Linked DNA regions of Homo sapiens: region 1 is linked to region 2. Evidence: chromatin loops called from intact Hi-C (ENCODE). Cell type or tissue: heart left ventricle. All regions are shown on one strand. Links, peaks and the distances in the headings refer to the core of each region. The heading gives the core; the rest is flanking DNA. Region 1 overlaps LINC01768 (long intergenic non-protein coding RNA 1768). Region 2 overlaps LINC01768 (long intergenic non-protein coding RNA 1768).

Region 1 (9,406 bases), core at 1,381-9,380, 49 kb before region 2:
AATATCCTTGATGAACATTGATGCAAAAATCCTCAATAAAATACTGGCAAACAGAATCCAGCAGCACATCAAAAAGCTTATCCACCATGATCAAGTGGGCTTCATCCCTGGGATGCAAGGCTGGTTCAATATATGCAAATCAATAAATGTAATCCAGCATATAAACGGAACCAAAGACAAAAAACACATGATTATCTCAATAGATGCAGAAAAGGCCTTTGACAAAATTCAACAACACTTCATGCTAAAAACTCTCAATAAATTAGGTATTCATGGGACGTATCTCAAAATAATAAGAGCTATCTATGACAAACCCACAGCCAATATCATACTGAATGGGCAAAAACTGAAAGCATTCCCTTTGAAAAATGGCACAAGACAGGGATGCCCTCTCTCACCACTCCTATTCAACATAGTGTTGGAAGTTCTGGCCAGGGCAATCAGGCAGGAGAAAGAAATAAAGGGTATTCAATTAGGAAAAGAGGAAGTCAAATTGTCCCTGTTTGCAGACGACATGATTGTATATCTAGAAAACCCCATTGTCTCAGCCCAAAATCTCCTTAAGCTGATAAGCAACTTCAGCAAAGTCTCAGGATACAAAATCAATGTACAAAAATCACAAGCATTCTTATACACCAACAACAGACAAACAGAGAGCCAAATCATGAGTGAACTCCCATTCACAATTGCTTCAAAGAGAATAAAATACCTAGGAATCCAACTTACAAGGGATGTGAAGGACCTCTTCAAGGAGAACTACAAACCACTGCTCAAGGAAATAAAAGAGGATACAAACAAATGGAAGAACATTCCATGCTCATGGGTAGGAAGAATCAATATCGTGAAAATGGCCGTATTGCCCAAGGTAATTTACAGATTCAGTGCCATCCCCATCAAGCTACCAATGACTTTCTTCACAGAATTGGAAAAAACTACTTTAAAGTTCATATGGAACCAAAAAAGAGCCCGCATCACCAAGTCAATCCTGAGCCAAAAGAACAAAGCTGGAGGCATCACACTACCTGACTTCAAACTATACTACAAGGCTACAGTAACCAAAACAGCATGGTACTGGTACCAAAACAGAGATATAGATCAATGGAACAGAACAGAGCCCTCAGAAATAACACCGCATATCTACAACTATCTGATCTTTGACAAACCTGAGAAAAACAAGCAATGGGGAAAGGATTCCCTATTTAATAAATGGTGCTGGGAAAACTGGCTCACCATATGTAGAAAGCTGAAACTGGATCCCTTCCTTACACCTTATACAAAAATCAATTCAAGATGGATTAAAGACTTAAACATTAGACCTAAAACCATAAAAACCCTAGAAGAAAACCTAGGCATTACCATTCAGGACATAGGCATGGGCAAGGACTTCATGTCTAAAACACCAAAAGCAATGGCAACAAAAGCCAAAATTGACAAATGGGATCTAATTAAACTAAAGAGCTTCTGCACAGCAAAAGAAACTACCATCAGAGTGAACAGACAACCTACAAAATGGGAGAAAATTTTCGCAACCTACTCATCTGACAAAGGGCTAATATCCAGAATCTACAATGAACTCAAACAAATTTACAAGAAAAAAACAAACAACCCCATCAAAAAGTGGGCAAAGGACATGAACAGACACTTCTCAAAAGAAGACATTTATGCAGCCAAAAAACACATGAAAAAATGCTCACCATCACTGGCCATCAGAGAAATGCAAATCAAAACTACAATGAGATACCATTTCACACCAGTTAGAATGGCAATCATTAAAAAGTCAGGAAACAACAGGTGCTGGAGAGGATGTGGAGAAATAGGAACACTTTTACACTGTTGGTGGGACTGTAAACTAGTTCAACCATTGTGGAAGTCAGTGTGGCGATTCCTCAGGGATCTAGAACTAGAAATACCATTTGACCCAGCCATCCCATTACTGGGTATATACCCAAAGGACTATAAATCATGCTGCTATAAAGACACATGCACACGTATGTTTATTGCAGCATTATTCACAATAAGAAAGACTTGGAACCAACCCAAATGTCCAACAATGATAGACTGGATTAAGAAAATGTGGCACATATACACCCTGGAATACCATGCAGCCATAAAAAATGATGAGTTCATGTCCTTTGTAGGGACATGGATGAAATTGGAAATCATCATTCTCAGTAAACTGTCGCAAGAACAAAAAACCAAACACCGCATATTCTCACTCATAGGTGGGAATTGAACAATGAAAACACATGGACACAGGAAGGGGAACATCACACTCTGGGGACTGTTGTGGGGTGGGGGGAGGGGGGAGGGATAGCATTGGGAGATATACCTAATGCTAGATGATGAGTTAGTGGGTGCAGCGCACCAGCATGGCACACGTATACATATGTAACTAACCTGCACATTGTGCACATGTACCCTAAAACTTAAAGTATAATAAATAAATAAATTAATTAATTAAAAAATAAAAAATAAAAAAATTCTAGTTTTCAGACACTAAATTGATTTCATTATCCAATGGGTTGTGACTTGTAGTTTGAAAAGTACTGCCCTGGGGGCACGGCACCCCAGCAGGGAAGGTTTGGTGACCTCAGCAACTGTCAGAGGTGAGTGGTGCCTTCTGGATAAACTAACACCTTGATCTGACTCTGCCCAGTCTCCTGCTCCTACATCGCATGTTCACACACAGGCCTTCCACTCCCATCCTACCCAACAACTTACTTTCCCCAACATGGCAAACCAGTTGGGATTCCAGTGTCTTTACAAATGATTCCTCTGCCAGGAATAACAAAACTTCAGTGCCATCCACCTAGAAAACACCTTGTTATTCTCCAAGTTGCAGCTCAGACATATTATCTCTACCTGGACCCACTTCCTCTTTGCTCCTCTTACCCCAAGTCCATAAAAGCAACCATTACACAGCATGGCAATCACACCGTTGCTGGTCCATCTGCCCCAGGAGATGGTGAGTTTCAGTAAGGTAGGTAAGATCTTTTGTTCATCTGTGCATCCTGGCGTTCACCAAGGGGTCAGATGCATGGTCAGTGCTCAGAGCATAAATGTAGCATAGTTCACCCCTGTTTTTATGACAACTGGAATCCTTCCTGTCTGCTACACTAGACAAAGAGCTAGGCAAAAAGCCCTCCAAGTAGAATCCTGCCCTTCCCACATCCTTGGCTTGGGGGGTGGGTTCCCCTTCCCTTGTATTTCTGGGCCATTTTACCCAGTATGGTGGGTTAACATGGTGACTCCTGTTTCCTGGCTGCTTATGTGTCTCTCATTCCTTGCATCCTCCACCTTGGTACTGATGGACTTCTCTTTCTGTTTCCTACTGATATCTGGGGCCACGGGGTAAAATTTCCCAGCTTCTTTGATATGGGAAATCCTTATTTTGTACTGTGCCTTACAGATGGCAATTAGTTTCTAATCATGTTGCTTAAAAGAGGATCTCCCTTTTTTCCCCGTTCCTATCTGACCTAATTTTTTAATGTCTAGCTAGATCCAGGATACAATCCATTTATGACACATAATATTGTGTTAATCCTGTTGCTTTCTCTCCCTTTCCCTCAAGCCCTTGACCATTTAGCAGTATTAAAACATAAAAGGTCAAATTGCCTCCGACTTGAGGTGAGCAGCATAAAGAAATCAAGGGAGACAAACAGACTAAAACACATCGTTGACATGACTTAGAAAGGCACAGCAAAGTAGATGGAACTAAGCCCCATCTGGCCAAGTTTCCCACAAATTAGAGGTAAACTATATCTCATTACCATTAGCTACTTTCAAGCTGAATTGGGACTGACTTTGTGTTTCTGCCTCAGTAACGATGCAGTGTAGTACAGCACTTAGGAGCAAGGGCTCTGGGAATGCAATGTGTGAGTTCGTGCACTGGCTCTACTATTTACCAGCTGTGTGATCTTGGGCAAGTTACTTAACTTCTCTGTGTTCCTAGTTTCTTTCTGTAAAATGGAAATTGTATTTGTACACAACCCATAGGTCTGTTATAAGGATTAAACAAGTTAACATAAAAAGGGCATATAACACTGTGCTGACCTAAAGTGAGTGCTCAATAAATTTTAGCTATGATTAACTATTTCTGAGGACCTACTCTTCACGTATTCATTAAAGCTATAGATCCAAGGAACAATGAAGCAGGAATTGATTTCTCATACCAAGCCTGTACCAGACCTTGCCTTTCTGTAGACACTTAATACCTCATTTAATTTTTATAGTAACTCAATGAGATACATTCTGTTACCCCCATCTTATAGCAGAATTAAGCTCAGAAATGTTAGGTAAAAAGAGAAAAAGAAATCAAAGAACACTACTGTTCAAAGTAGGGCAAAATGACTGATGATTTAAGGTTTTGTTGACAGTTTCTCTCAGCCGAGATCAAAGCGCTAATCAGTAGGAGGTGATGCTTGATTGCCCATCTAAGGATGGGAAAAAGCTGGCTGGAGCTGGTTCCTGAAACACACTCCCAAGTATCTGAGGAGAGCAAAAATCACCCAGTGATCATTGAACAGGCCCCAGAGACAAAAACTCCTTATCTGAGGGATTTAGAAGGGAGCAAAGACCACCTGGTGACCATCAAACAGGCCATCCGGAGGCAAAACTCCTCATCTGGGGAAATTAGAAGTAATTAGACTTTCCTATTATATAGAGCAGACATCTGGTTCCAGATTTCTTTCCCCCACAAAATTTATACGTAACTGGAATTTATTTATTTATCTATTTATTTATTTATTTATTTTTTGAGATGGAGTCTCGCTCTGTGGCCCAGGCTGGAGTGCAATGGCGCAATCTCAGCTTACTGCAGCCCCTGCCTGCCAGGTCCCAGTTCAAGCGATTCTCCTGCCTCAGCCTCCTGAGCAGCTGGGACTACAGGCACGTGCCATTATGCCCAGCTAATTTTTGTATTTTTAGTAGAGACGAGGTTTCACCATGTTGGCCAGGCTGGTCTTGAACTCCTGACCTCGTGGTTCACCTGCCTCGGCCTCCCAAAGTGCTGGGATTGCAGGTGTGAGCCACCGAGACTGGCCCATAACTAGAATTCTTATAAATCTCTGGAATGCCATGCCAAAACTCATTGTGCAACCTAAGGCACCAAAATTCTACAAATGTAATCATGTATCATGACTTATGTGGCTGGCTAGTATGGTTCAAATTACCCTCAAGCTCCTGCCTGAAGGTCCATAAGTACCCCTAAGGAAAAATCTACCATGGCAAGTTCAGTCCTCTCCCTGAGGTGTCCTGCTGCACCCTTCTGCAGTGTTTTTTCTAATAAACTTTCCTTTTTCAAACATATCCTGTTGCTGGTAAGTTCTTTTTACCAACCCGCGAGTCTACCACTTCACAATGCCAGGGTTCTGACACCGCCCCCACAACCCCCGGCAGTATCCTCTCATTGTAGCCTTTAGGCCTCTAAAGGATTCTGGTGAGAGGGAAATTATAATGTCCCCAATTCATGGCTGGGAATCTGAGCCAAGTCAGGTGGCCAGTGAGTGACAGAGCAGTGCCAGGAACTCAAATCCTTTGATGACAGTGATCATTGACCACAGGCAGCCTCACCCAGCTCGCTGCTCCAATGGCACTGACAATTCAGACCCATGCTCAAGCCTTGGTGATTTGTTGAGGAAGAAAATTCCCATGCACCAGTGACATGCTCAGCCAAGAAAGCTCCACACTTGGACTCCCACACACGCGCCCACCCTGTCAGAGCATCTGGGTCAGGAGGTAACAGTCAAATTACCTCTTCTCAATCCCCTTCCCCTCTGGTAAGTTTCTCCCTTGGTGGTTCTTGGTGGCCTTTCCCACCAGTGGTCCTCAGCAGGGACCACATCAGCTCATCACAGAGGTTCCCATAGTCTTGAGTTGGAAAGAGGGAGGGATTGGATATTGATCCCTCTCTTCCTAGTTGATGGAATTTTGTTGAATCTGATTTCAATTCCAAGAATTTTTCATGAGTCACATAAAATCTGAACCTGCTGTGGAAATTCAAATAACTTTTACTTATTGCCTATAAATCACTTTGAATCATGTATAGAAATTGCTAGACTGGGTGTGATGGCTCACACCTGTAATCCCAACACTTTTGGAGGCCAAAGTAGGAGGATTGCTTGAGACCAGGAGTTTGAGATCAGCCTGGGCAACATAGTAAGACCCAGTCTCTACAAAAAGTAAAAAATTAGCTGGGCATGGTGGCATGTACCTGAGGTCCCAGCTACTCGGGAGGTTGAGGCTGGAGGATCATTTGAACCCAGGAAGTTGAGACTGCAGTGAGCCATGATGGTGCCACTGCACTCCAACCTAAGTGAGAGAGCAAGACTCTGTCTCCAAAAAAAAAAAAAAAAAAGAAGAAATTTCTTTCTCAGTTGGATGAGTTTTAAATGGAAATCTAAATTTCCTTGGCTTAAGTCTGGGTTTCATCCACTGACAGCTTCATTGTTTTGTTACCTCTACCCCTCCACCATCCATTAGACCATAGCTAATTTTTTTTTTTTTTTTGAGACAGAGTCTCACTCTGTCGCCCATGCTGGAGTGCAGTGGCATGATCTTGGCTCACTGCAACCTCCTCTTCCCTGGGTTCAAGCAATTCTCATGCCTCAGCCTCCTGAGTAGCTGGGATTACAGGTGTGCACCACCACACCCAGCTAATTTTTTTATTTTTAGTAGAGATAGGGTTTTGCCATGTTGGCCAGGCTGGTCTTGAACTCCTGGCCTCAAATGATCTGCCTGCCTCGGCCTTCCAAAGTGCTGGGATTACAGGTGTGGCCACTGGGCGCAGCAGACCATAAGTAAATTAATCAATGTTTGCTTGATGGAGAAAGTATGAATGGATGGGTGGAGGGACAGATGATGGACTGACTAATGGCAAGATGGACAAACAGATATGTGAATCTGTGAGCAGACAGATGGATAAGACCATGGTAATGACAACGTTGCCTTGTGATACACTTCTTAGCTACTTACTCATGATGATTTTATTGAACTAAATATTTGCTGGACCAGAAATCTCAATTATTGACTGACTTTGAAAGTAGAAATGTAACTAAGATCTTTACGTATGCTTTGGCTAATTGCTTTCCCTCACTGCCATTTAGTTGGCTTTGTTTTCAGTGGTGACATGAATTTCAGATGGATATCATCACTTTGAAGGATCCTGGTCAAACCTTCAGCTACAAGGACTGCCCAGACTTAAGCCATGCCAAGGATTTGACTCCTTTCCAGCTCCTAGCATGCCTCAGTACCCCCTAAGAGGTGCTGCTGTGCTTCTGCTCCCAACACAGAACTCCCAGACCAAAGACAATTTCTGTCCCTCCAGATTACCCTCTCTCTTATGACAGGTCCTTTTAAAAGAGACCTTTGAAGAGTGGACAAACTAGATGAACTGTCCTCAGGTAGGGCTGCAGGTAATGGCTCAAGTTGCTTATTAATAGAATTTGGTAGCAAACCTATTTGGATGGAAGTGTCCTCTGTGTCTGCTGCTGCCTCACCCACCTTCTCCCTTGGGCCTGCCAATGAAGTCTCTGTCCATTTTGCTCTCCATCCTGAATGCAATATCCCTAAGTCATGTGGGCCCTGGCCAGCTGCCCCTTTCTATTCCTGCTCCTGCCAGGCCCTCCCCATCCCACCTGCCTCCACCTAGCTTCTTGTTACTCAGGCCTATCTGTTTGCTCTCATCCAGCTCTGTTTGCTCTCACCCAGGCCTAGGGTACAGTTAGTTCTAACCGACAGAATGTTCTACATAGTGACAAGTTGAACTCTTCCTAGTAGTAATTCCACCTATAGAATTACCTACTCCACAGAATATGCTAATTCTATTTCCACCCTCTGGGGCAACACAGAATAAATCCATTCCATCTTCTGCAGGAAGATCGTTTAGTGTTGAAGACAACTTTGAAGATGACTAATGTATCCCCTGAGACTTCACTCTAGGCTGATAGCTCCAGTTCCAGCAGTATTTCCTCGGGGCCGTTGCTTTCCAGGCCTTCACCATTCTGGACATTTTCTGGTTTTTTATTCTTAAAATGTTTTTCAGAAGACTGAGGAACTGTCCCAGAATGGAGGCGACTAGGGAGACACGACAACTAAATGCTACATTGAAGCCTGGATTGGATTTTCTGTACCAGAAAAGGGAGATTAGTGGGACAATTAACTTAGTTTGAATAGGATCTGTAAAGTAGTTAACAGTATCAATGTCAATTTCCTGATTTTGGTAATAATGTATGGTTATGTAAGATGTTAACATTTAAGAATGCTCAGTGAAAGGCATACGGGAATTATTTTTGCAGTTTTTTGGAAATTGAATATTATTTCAAAATGAAAGGTTTTTAAGTTAAAAAATAATCTTTCAGATGTGTTGGATTTGCATGGTGTCAATTTAGCTAAGCTGGAACTACAGCTCCCAGAATTCCTTTCTCTGTATAGTGTGGAGTTGGTGTGGGCTGCAAGAGATCTGTGTGTGAAATTCTGAAGGCAGAAGTGAGGGAGTGCCCGGGCGGGGCACCAAGTGCTGCTGCAGCCCATGCAGTTTGTTGTAGGGCAATGGCTATGCCCACAGCTCCAGCCTGATCTATTTCTGCTTCTTCGAGCCCTTGGCCTGGTACATACTTAGCTCCTTGTGTGAGGAAGGGCACCATTTAGAAGGAACAGTGTGGAATCTTCAGGCTGCTCATTTTGTATTTGATAGATGCTGAGCATTTGCCCCAGTAAACATTTCAACGACCTATTTTAAAATCATTTTAATCTATTGGGAAGAAACTCAGTTGATGAGTTAGTTGATATTAGAACAGTATCAATGTGGTCTAAAATTTGGTTACCTTTTTGAGAAATCAAGTCATAATGCTATCTCCTATTAAGCTAGTGTCAACTATAAATCTCCAGAAATTTCCCCACATGAGTTGCTCTCATCTAAGTCCTTCAGTTTATTCTCACAAGTAGTTTTTTGAACCTGAAGGTTTAGCTTTACATTTTTCCCCATAAAATTTCATCTTGGGACTTTTGGTTCATCATTCTAGCTATTCTGACTAAATTGAATGTGGAATCTGTCATTTAATATATTAGTCATCCTTGCGAACTTTGCATTACTCATACATTTGATAAGAACGTATTCAGATTTTCTGGAGGTCTGTTCCAAGATGGCTGAATAGGAACAGCTCTGGTCTGCAGCTCCCAGGGTGATCAACACAGAAGACGGTGATTTCTGCGTTTCCAACTGAGGTAGCTGGTTCATCTCATTGGGACTGGTTGGACAGTGGGTGCAGCTCATGGAGGGTGAGCTGAAGCAGGGCAGGGCATCACCTCACCCAGGAAGCACAAGGGGTCAGAGGATTTCCCTTTCCTAGCCAAGGGAAGCCGTGACAGACTGTACCTGGAAAATCGGGACACTCCCTCCCAAAGACTG
Region 2 (9,406 bases), core at 680-8,679:
TAATCAGCCCTTTCTCTACAACAAAGCCAGCATGTTGTCAAATCTCTATTTAGCATATATTGTCAGCCTTGTATTGCAGTCAACTGTTTAGAAATCGTTCATGTAACACTTATCTATAAATATGTTTAGTTGTGTGAGACGCTGAGGACACAAAGACAGAAGGCCAGTCCCTGCCTTCAGAGTGTTCATGTTTTGGTGATGGGGGAATGGGAGTTTCTGCTAGGCTGCCAGGCAATGGCACAGCTTAGTGGTATATGCTGTGATGCTTGAAGGACGTCTACCCAGACGAGGGTCAGGGAAGACTTCCTGTGGGAAGATGACATCTCAGCTGAGGCTGGAGGGAGGAGCTGCCTGGCTTTTCAGGTAATTCCACCATGTAGTAGAATTACCAGTTTATATGTCTCTCTCCCCAGCTACAATCTAAATTTCTGAAGTTCAGAGAAATGTTTTACTTATCGCTGAGTCCCCACACCTCATTCCAGAGGCTGGCACATCTTAAACCACAGTGATGATTGTTAGGATGGGCCTCTAGACTCCTGGAAGGCAGGAGCTCTGTCTTCTCCATTCTTTTATTCTTCTCTCTTCCAGTGCCTTGTAGCGAAGCCTTGGCAGATTGGGTGTTTTCTGAAATGAGTTACAAGAGAGCTTCCCGGAAGTAGCAGGTGCTCTGGGGACACATGAGCAAACAGTTGGCCTGGGATGTGTCTCAGACTAGACAAGTGCACACAACTCATGTGACTGCTGTCTAGACCCCAGATGCCAGCAAGCTGATGCTCATCCCAGCTGGGCTCCCTGAGGCTGGCTGACCGAACAAGACCTCCCAGCTTTGGCCTGTTGTCCATCATTCTTTCCTACACGCTGCCAGGAAACGGACAGGGAAGGGGCACTTCCAGCAAGCAGAGACAGGGCCAAGAACTCCAGGGACCAGGCTGGAGTGACTTACCGGGACAGCGTGGGGGCACACTGAGATGCACCAGCAGAATGCCTCCTGCCCGGGCTAGAGATTGGACCCCAGCATGGTTTTGGAGGCTGTAGATTCAGCAGTTGTGGTGTCACGAGTCACTCATCTCAAATAAAGGACAGGGGGAACTCAGTGTGAGCCCCAAACAAGAAGCTCACAGGCAGCTTCTGAGCCCTGGGGAGAAATTGTTTGCTCCTGGGCTGGGTGGTAAGGGGGGGTTCTCCAGTGGACCCTCCTTCCTCCACCTACTTGCCACCAATTTGTATTGGGGAGGGGTTGGTATGCAGAGGGTGAAGACAGTATCATAAAAGCAGGAAAGTGTCCTGAATTCCAGGGCTGAGGAAACTCCCCCTGGGGCTCTATAGTTCCTACCAGGAAGTGGGGAATTCCCAGCAGCTTGCAGTGGGTGGTGGGGAGGTGGAGAGGGAGAAGTTTCCAGAGGGTCAGGGCTTCCTTAGGAAGGGCCCTCCCATCCTGAGGCAAATCTCTGCTCATCCCCTGAAGGTAGAAGTGGGCTTTGGGATCCAAGGTGCCCTTTAGCTTGGGATGTAGGGCATGTAATTCTTACTCAAAGGACAGCCTCTCTCCTCAGGCCTCGGCAAGGAGCCAAGACAGACGCCCTCTCCTCCAGCAGCCGGCTCCTTGGGGCTCCTCCTCCTCCTCTCCTCCCAGCGCTCCTCGCTGGACTTCTTTATTCCCCACATTGTCTTCTCATCTCCCTACTGAAACTAGGAGAAGGTGGAGGGAGGGCCTAGATTGTTCCTCTCTGAAAGGGTCCCCCAGTTGGGTAAGAAGAGCTGGTCTGTGGTCACGGCCTACAATCCAGTAAGCTCGGGCTCTGCCTGTGGCCAAGTTACTCAGCTACTCCAAGTCCAGGCTTGCTCCTCTGTAAAATGGGGATGCCCCTTTGCAAAGCTGTTGTGCTGAGCCATTGCATGTCAGACTCCTTGCGAATTCGCTTTAGAGATTGTTGTTCATTAGTCGAACATCCATTCAGCACATTTATTGTGTGCTCAGTGTGTGCTATGTGCTGTTCTGTGGGCTGTTCTGTGGGCTAAGAATGTAGAGTGAACAAAGCAGACAAAACCCCTGTCCTCCTGGAGCTCACACTTTAGTGGGGAAGATGAACAAGAAGGAAGCCAGCAAATACACAAACATGTAATACATAATAAATATAATTGCCTTCCACGCAAAAAATAAGGAAAAGTGACAAAGGGTGGAGAGTTCTATCTTAGGATGCTCAGCAAGAGCCTCTCTGAGGAGGTGACATTTGAACAGAGGCTTGAATGTGGTGAAGGGGAGGGCCAGGTGACAATATCCAGGAGGGCCTTCCAGGAAGAGTGAGCAGCACCAGCCAGTGCTCTGAGGCAGGGAGCAGCTTGCTTAGGGACCAGCAAGGAGTCGAGGGGTAGTAGTGGAGTGAGCAGGACACAGTTCCGGGGAGAAGAAGTCAGAGGACAAGGTAAGGCCAGGTCCCCTAGGGCCTTGTTTGTCACTTTAGGGAGTTTGCATTTTATTCTAAGTAATGGTTTTGAACAAGGGAGTGACATGATCTGATTTATGCTTTTAAAATATTACTCTGCATGGAGAATTTGCTGGCAAAGCGGGGCCAGCAGAGCAGTTAAAGAGGCTGTGGTCATTATTCACCACAGCGCTCCCCGTCTTCCATCTCTCCTCAGCCAAACTCCTCTTTTCCTCCCCACTGTGCCTGGAGTCTGTCTGCACACTCTGGAAGCTGCAGTGGCCTACCCCAGGGGGCTTTGGCAGCCTCCAGCTCTCTGAGGCTTGCAATGTTCTTGGTCCGCTCCTCCTGTCAGGAATCTCCACTCCCTGGTACCTCGGTGCTGCACCACACAACCTAAAGCACCCATCTGAGGCACAAAGCGCAGCACTTGTATAAGGTCCACTCTCTGACCATCCCTTCTTTCCTCCTCTGAGGGTTCCTCTCCTCTACCTGAGGCAGAGGTGTTGCAGACCTCGGGTTCTCTTCCAGGCCCCTTCTCTTCCCACTCTGACTGAAGTTCTGCTGTCACCCCCACCATCCCGTTCCCTGCCACAAGTGCAGCTATGGTGCTTCCTGGTGAGTCAGATGCTCCCGGTTGCATCCCATCACCAGTGTCTACTAGATGTCCACACTGGGCATGCCTCAGGTACCTCCAAAGTGAAGGCAAAGCAGGCAGACTAAACCCCTCCCCTGAGGGAGGTCTCATTCTAGTGATGGAGATAGAGAAACACATGCACAACCTACAACATATCAGTCGGGGAGTGATAAATGCCAAGATGAAAATTAAAGCAAGGGAAGCACATTGAGAGTGATGGCGGTCAGGGTCCACTCTAGACAGAAACTTGGATTATTTGGATGCACAAGCCATGTGAGTGTCAGGGGACACAGTGTTTCAGGCAGAGGAAAGAGCAAGTGCAATGGCCCCAGGTGGGAAATGAGATGTAAAGAAGGCGAATGTGGCTGGAGGCTAAGGGGGAACACGACTCACGCCACCATGACCTTGGCCCAGACTGTATAAACCGTTCCCATGTAAAGTCTCCCCACCTGCAGCTCACCCTCCTCCAATCTGTGGTCCCCACTCCAGTCACTCTGGACTTTCCAAGATGCAAATTTGCACACTGTGAACCTCTGCTATAAACCATTCACTGGCTTCTCCTGGCTCTTACGATAAAGACCAAACTGTGAGGGACCACTGGGCCACTCCCCGCCTCTTCTCACCACCCACCTCACACCTTCTACTCCAAATTTTATGACCAGCTTTCAGTTCCTAGAATGCACTGACTCTTGACTGAGGTCTTCCTACTTTCTGGTTCCTCTGGTCCACACATTTTTGCTGCCAGCTTCCAGCCCTTATTCCCTTACCCACCTACCTCCTACTCACTCCCCAGGAAATCAGCAGGGGTGTGACCTCCACCAGCCACCTTCTGTGATCTCGAGGTGGGTGAGGTGTCCCTCCCAGGTGCTACATTGCAAGTGCCTGAGTATGTCTCTGTACCTTCTGCAAGCCTGACAGGCCCATGAGTGCTTGTCTAGCTCATTGGAGGTGGAAACTTCAGCTCATAGCACTGGACTCGGCACACAGAAGGTGCTCATTAAATATTTTTTGGATAGATGGAAGGGTGATGTGGGATTGGAAATGGGAATGGTGCATCTGGAAAGGAAAAGGCATTCCAAGGAGGGGGATGATGGAGAAGGGCATGGCGAAGGCAGAAGTGTGGAGACGGCTGTGTGTGCTGTGTCACATGCAGGAGCAAAAGAGGCCAGCCTGGTGGAGCAGAAGGCATGAAGGAGCAGGGGGTGAGGAGGTCGAAGAGGAGGTTGGGGCCAAGTGAGGGCATTTGGACTTCATTCTGGAGGCAACAAAGAGCCTCTGAAGATTATAATCAAGATGTGACATGGTCACAGCTGTGTTTAAGGACATCAATCTGGTGTGACCTGCAGGTGAAACTGCAGGACAGGGAGGAGTTAGGGGAGGGATTTGGAGGCCACCTCCACTTTTGGGGGTCAGCAGGCAGACTATTCTGAGCCCCTTCTTCAGCAGGAAGACCCTGGTCTAGCCACAAGCCTCGGTGACCCTGGACAGTGAGCCTCCCCTCCTGGTGTTCCTCCTCCCCTCGGCAGAGGCAGATTGCCCTTCCTGGTGACTCACCCCAGAAGGGTCAGCTCTAAGCAGAAAGTCATTGTTGACAGGAAGAGGGGTCAGACTTTCCCTTTTCCGGCCAGCTTCCTGGGTACCAAAATAGCAACGCGGCACAACAAAGAGTTGGGGCGGTGGAGGCCTCCCAAATGGGCTGGAGGACACACCGACCCCACCCCATGCTGCCCACCCGCCTGTGGGATCCACCATGCCACATGACAGCCAGCCTGACAGCACCAGTCGCTGGTGAGTCTGGTAGCCCTGGAAACCCTCTCACAGCCAGCCGAGATGTGAGGGACACAGAGAGAGGAGGTGCCATTTCAGACCCCTATGCCTGGCACGTTGGGGTGAGAAGGACACACCAGTCAGAGCTGGTTCTGAGGCTCGCATCCGGAGGGAGATCCTGGAACCAGGGCTGAGGCTCGCATCCTGAGGGACATGCTGGAACCAGGGGGCATCCGAGTTGGGGACACAGTCTGGGAAGGTGTCTAAAGGAAGTGAGAATTGAAGGAGGGACAGAGCGCTACCCAGAAGGGCATAACTAGAGGCTGGGACCAGGTCAGGAAACATGTCCCTCAGGTGTAGAAGCTGCAAGTGAGAAACCAACGTGGTAGGAACCTCAGCAGGCTGGCTCCAGCTCCAGAAGCTGTTGGAGTTGAGGATTTGTTCTCTGTAGAGGAGCAACATCACCTGTGTAGTCTGGTTCCTAGGCTAGGCCATCCTCTAGAATTCTGTGTGAGCCAGAATGTTCAACTAATAAGAGAAGGCTGCACATTGTGGGTGGAGAGCGGGAAAGAGAGGGGGCTTGCAGCATCTGCAGGGGCCAGAAACTACATGCACAGAGAAGCTTTCTCAATCGGAAAAGAGCTTAGGAAACATTGAACTGGAGAACAACGGAAGCAAACCTGTGTCCGGGAGTGGCTCCAGTGAAACCCACCTCTTTCTCTGTGTATGGAATTCCAAACACCCGTTGTACAGGAGGAAGCAGCTACAGATCGTCCTACTCACCAGCTGGGTGGCACCACCGGCTTTAAGTAATGGGTAAACTGGCTCAAGCAAGCCTGGGACTCAGAGACAGATGTGCGAAGCAGAGATGTTGCCATGCCTAGGCTGAGGGCTTTCAGCCAATCGGTGAGGGGAATGGAGGAGAAAGGAGAGAGGGGTGTTGGGTTGAGGGCCGGGATGTTAAGAAAAGGATTGTATCCTGGGAGATGGGCTAAGGATCAAGAGGATGAGGAGAAACACCCCCTCCCACAGCCTCTGCAGCACCCAGAGTTGCAAGATCCAAAGAGATGTTCCTTTCTGTCCTCTCTTTGCTGTCCCCCTCCCCTCCTGGCCCTCCCAGCATTGCAGACCCTTGCCTCTGGTTTGCAGCTGGGCTAAGGGCAAAAGCAGAAGCAAGAGCCTGAGCTGCTTTTTCCTGCCTGGATTTCTGTTCTTGCAGTTGCCACAGAGCTGGCTCCTTCTCATCATGCTAGTCTTGGCTTAAACGTTACATCCTCCAAGAGGCCTTTGCTGGCCACCGCAGTGACGTATTCCACCCTGACATCACTATCACAGTCCCTGCTTTAGTTTTAAGACAGCACTTACCACGAACTGGTATTTTCTCTCGTTTCCTTGTTTATTTTTGTCTCTGCCATCTAGAATGGAAGCTCCCCGAGAGCAGGAACCTTGTCTGTGTTGTTCATGGCTATATCCCCAGCACTCAGAACAGGGCCTGGCACAGAGTAGGTGCTCAAATATTTAGTTGATTCATGATGAATAATAATTGCTAACATTGGTTGAGTGTTACTACATGACAAGTACTTATTTCACATATTAACTCATGGGCCAGTGAGCTATAGGCCTCTGGGCAAATCCAGCTCCCTGCTTGTTTTTATAAATACATTTTATTGGAACACATGCCTATCATGTACATATTGTCTATGGCCGCTTTCATGATACAATGGCAGAGTGGAGTAGTTGTGACAGAGCCTGAGGCCTCCTAGAAGTGCTAGAAGCTTTTCCTTACCCCTCCAACACTCTGCCACTCACACTTACCACACCGAGCCAGTCTCCCCTCTCCACTTTGCTTTTGCTGCTCCCTCTGCCTGGGACCCCCTTCCCTGCCCCACCCTTCTCTCTTTTCCTTGGCTCACCTGTCATCGGCCTGAAAGCTGCACCTGATCCTGGACCTTCTCTTGGAGGCTCCCAGAGCAACCTGGGCTTCTTTCTCCGCAGCACTAACTATGGGATGCCATCACTGGCTGCTTACCAGGCTCACTCACCCCTTCCAGCTCTGCTGGACTGTGAGCTCATTGACAGTAGACTATCTTCTACTTTGGAAATCCCAGCACTTAACCTTGAGCCAGGCACATAGTAAATATTAAGTAAAGATTTATCAGCCGGGCACAGTGGCTCACACCTGTAATCCCAGCATTTTGGGAGGTCGAGTTGGGTGGATCACTTGAGGTCAGGAGTTCAAGACCAGCCTGGCCAAAATGGTGAAACCCCATCTCTACTAAAAATACAAAAATTAGCCGGGCATGATGGTGGGCGCCTGTAGTCCCAGCTACCTGGGAGGCTGAGGTGGGAGAATCACTTGAACCTGGGAGGCGGAGGTTGCAGTGAGCCAAGATCGTGCCACTATGCTCCAGCCTGGGTGACAGAGCAAGAGATCAAGACTTTGTCTTAAAAAAAAAAAAGATTTATCCCGTGGATGGCTATCCGATTTTTGTCAGACATGGGATGAATAATGGCAGATTCTAAAAATATTTACTATCTGGCCCTTTACAGAAAAGATCTGTAGACCCCTGTAGTAACTCAGTTAATCCTCATCAGTACAATTAAGGTCAGTGCTGTTACTATCTCCATTTTACAGATAAGGCAACTGAAGCACAGAGGCACAGAAGGCTTGTCCAAGGTTGCATAGCTAGTAAGTACAGAGGCTGGAGTTGAATCCAGGCAGTCTTGCTCCAGCCCATGTTACTAATCATTCCCTTTCTAAGAATGTTACCTGCTTCATTCCCTTTCTAAGAATGATCAGGAGGTGGTGGGTGGGGTGGGAGGGATAGGCTGGCCAACGTCATCATGGGAGCAGCACAGCAGGAAGGAGAGCTGGAAGTCCAGCAGAGCCCTGATGACCCAGGGCTATTGTTTTTGAGGCTTGGCCTGATTCTGGGACCCAGAGCTCTCAAATTCTGTTTCCTAGAGCCGGAGTCCTACCCATAAACATACATAAACACCCCCAACCTTCCCAATCTGAAGATTGAGTGTAGAATATTCCCCACTTAGGACTTGAGGTCTCAACATTTTCCTTAAACTTTGACCCCTGCTATGAGTTGTCTACATGAGAATTGTCTTAGTCTGTTTTCTGCTGCTATAACAGAATACTCGAGACTGGGTAATTTATAAAGAAAATAAATTTATTTCCCCAGTTCTGGAAGCAGGGAAGTCCAAGGGCATGGCCCCAGCATCTGCATGGCATCTGGTGAGGGCCTTCTTGCTGCGTTATAACAGAGTAGAAGGGCAAGCAAGCATGTGAGACACAGAGAGAGAAGCATCAGGGGCCAGACTCAATGGATAACAGCACACTTTCATGATAACATTAATCCATCCATGAGGACTTCCCATCATGGCCCAATCACTTTTTAGTAGGCCCCACCTCCCAGCATGGTCATATTGGGGATTAAGTTTCCAACACATGAACTTTTGGGGGATGTGTTAAAACCATAGCAAGAACAAGGATCCAGTAGTCTCTGATTTAACACAATTTAGGTTAATTTAAGGTTGAATACACTGTTATTTAAAAAGATGACGGGTGAGGTGGCTCATGCCTGTAAACCCAGCGCTTTGGGAGTCCGAGGCAGGTGGATCACCTGAGGTCAGGAGTTCAAGACCAGCCTGGCCAACATTGTGAAACCCCATCTCTACTAAAGGTACAAAAATTAGCTGGGCGTGGTGGCTAAAGCCTGTAGTCCCAGCAATTCAGGAGGCTGAGGCAGGAGAATTGCTTGAACCCAAGAGGCGGAGGTTGCAGTGAGCTGAGATCGTGCCACTGCATGCGAAACTCCATCTCAAAAAAAAGAAATTTTTTTTTTGTAGTTCCACAAAAGAATGATCTGGCTTCTATGGGCTTCACAGTTTAAACATGTTCAAGAACTTCCCATTCTTCTGATGTTGAAATTTGGATGCAGTCCAACTCAGAGGTTAAAACACACACACACACACACACACACACACACACACACACACGACAAGAAGTAAATCCTCTAGAATCAGAAGAAAAATTGCAGCCTTGAAAATCACAGCTTTACTCATGAGGCCGCCTAGAAGTGCTAGAAGCTTCTTCTTACTTATAAGAAATGAAAAAAAAAAAAGGGGGCAGGTGTCGAGGAGGATGGGAGGATGGGACAAGCTGCTGGAAGGTGTAGTGAGCGCTGAACAGGTCAGCCCCATCCTGGTGCAGAGGCCTGGTCTGAGACGCTCCGCCGTGGAGGCATGTCCTGGAAAGTGTATGCTGGTGAGGAGCAGTGGAAAGGCTTCCCTACTCCTAATCTTCTGGACTTTGGAGGCTGCTCTAAAGTTTACCAAGACTTCACATTTGCCATCACATTTGCTCATGACAAGGCCCTGAGGGAGGAGTTACTTCTATCCCCATCAGAGAGGTTCTACAGTTTGCCAAAAGTCACACAATAAGGGGCATGACATGATGGTCCTCCTCTTGAATAGATTCCTTGCTTATGGAGCAATCTCCAGATGATTCACTGGGGAGCCTGAAAGAGGGACAGGGTCATTTGGGTGGGGACTGAGGTATTTCAATTCG

What was found. Peaks named below come from ENCODE experiments on the same cell type or tissue, not always from the same donor. Only the 100,000 strongest peaks of a DNase experiment are listed, where the experiment ranks them.
Region 1: a loop joins it to region 2, with 2.3 times the contacts of the local background. A loop is called at or near these places in 8 of 110 quality-filtered maps.

Annotation. Positions count from the first base shown.
Region 1 is chr1:109,841,935-109,851,340 of GRCh38, forward strand. All of the region lies in intron 4 of LINC01768 (long intergenic non-protein coding RNA 1768), which reads left to right. Among named protein-coding and RNA genes, the nearest start is that of LINC01768, 19 kb to the left of the region's middle. In heart left ventricle, for the core only: no CTCF peak of the experiment used is centred there; no DNase peak of the experiment used is centred there.
Region 2 is chr1:109,891,362-109,900,767 of GRCh38, forward strand. The region is part of intron 4 of LINC01768 (long intergenic non-protein coding RNA 1768); the gene reads left to right. Among named protein-coding and RNA genes, the nearest start is that of CSF1, 15 kb to the right of the region's middle. In heart left ventricle, for the core only: no CTCF peak of the experiment used is centred there; a DNase peak (open chromatin) is centred at 4,840; H3K27ac peaks cover 1,333 bases.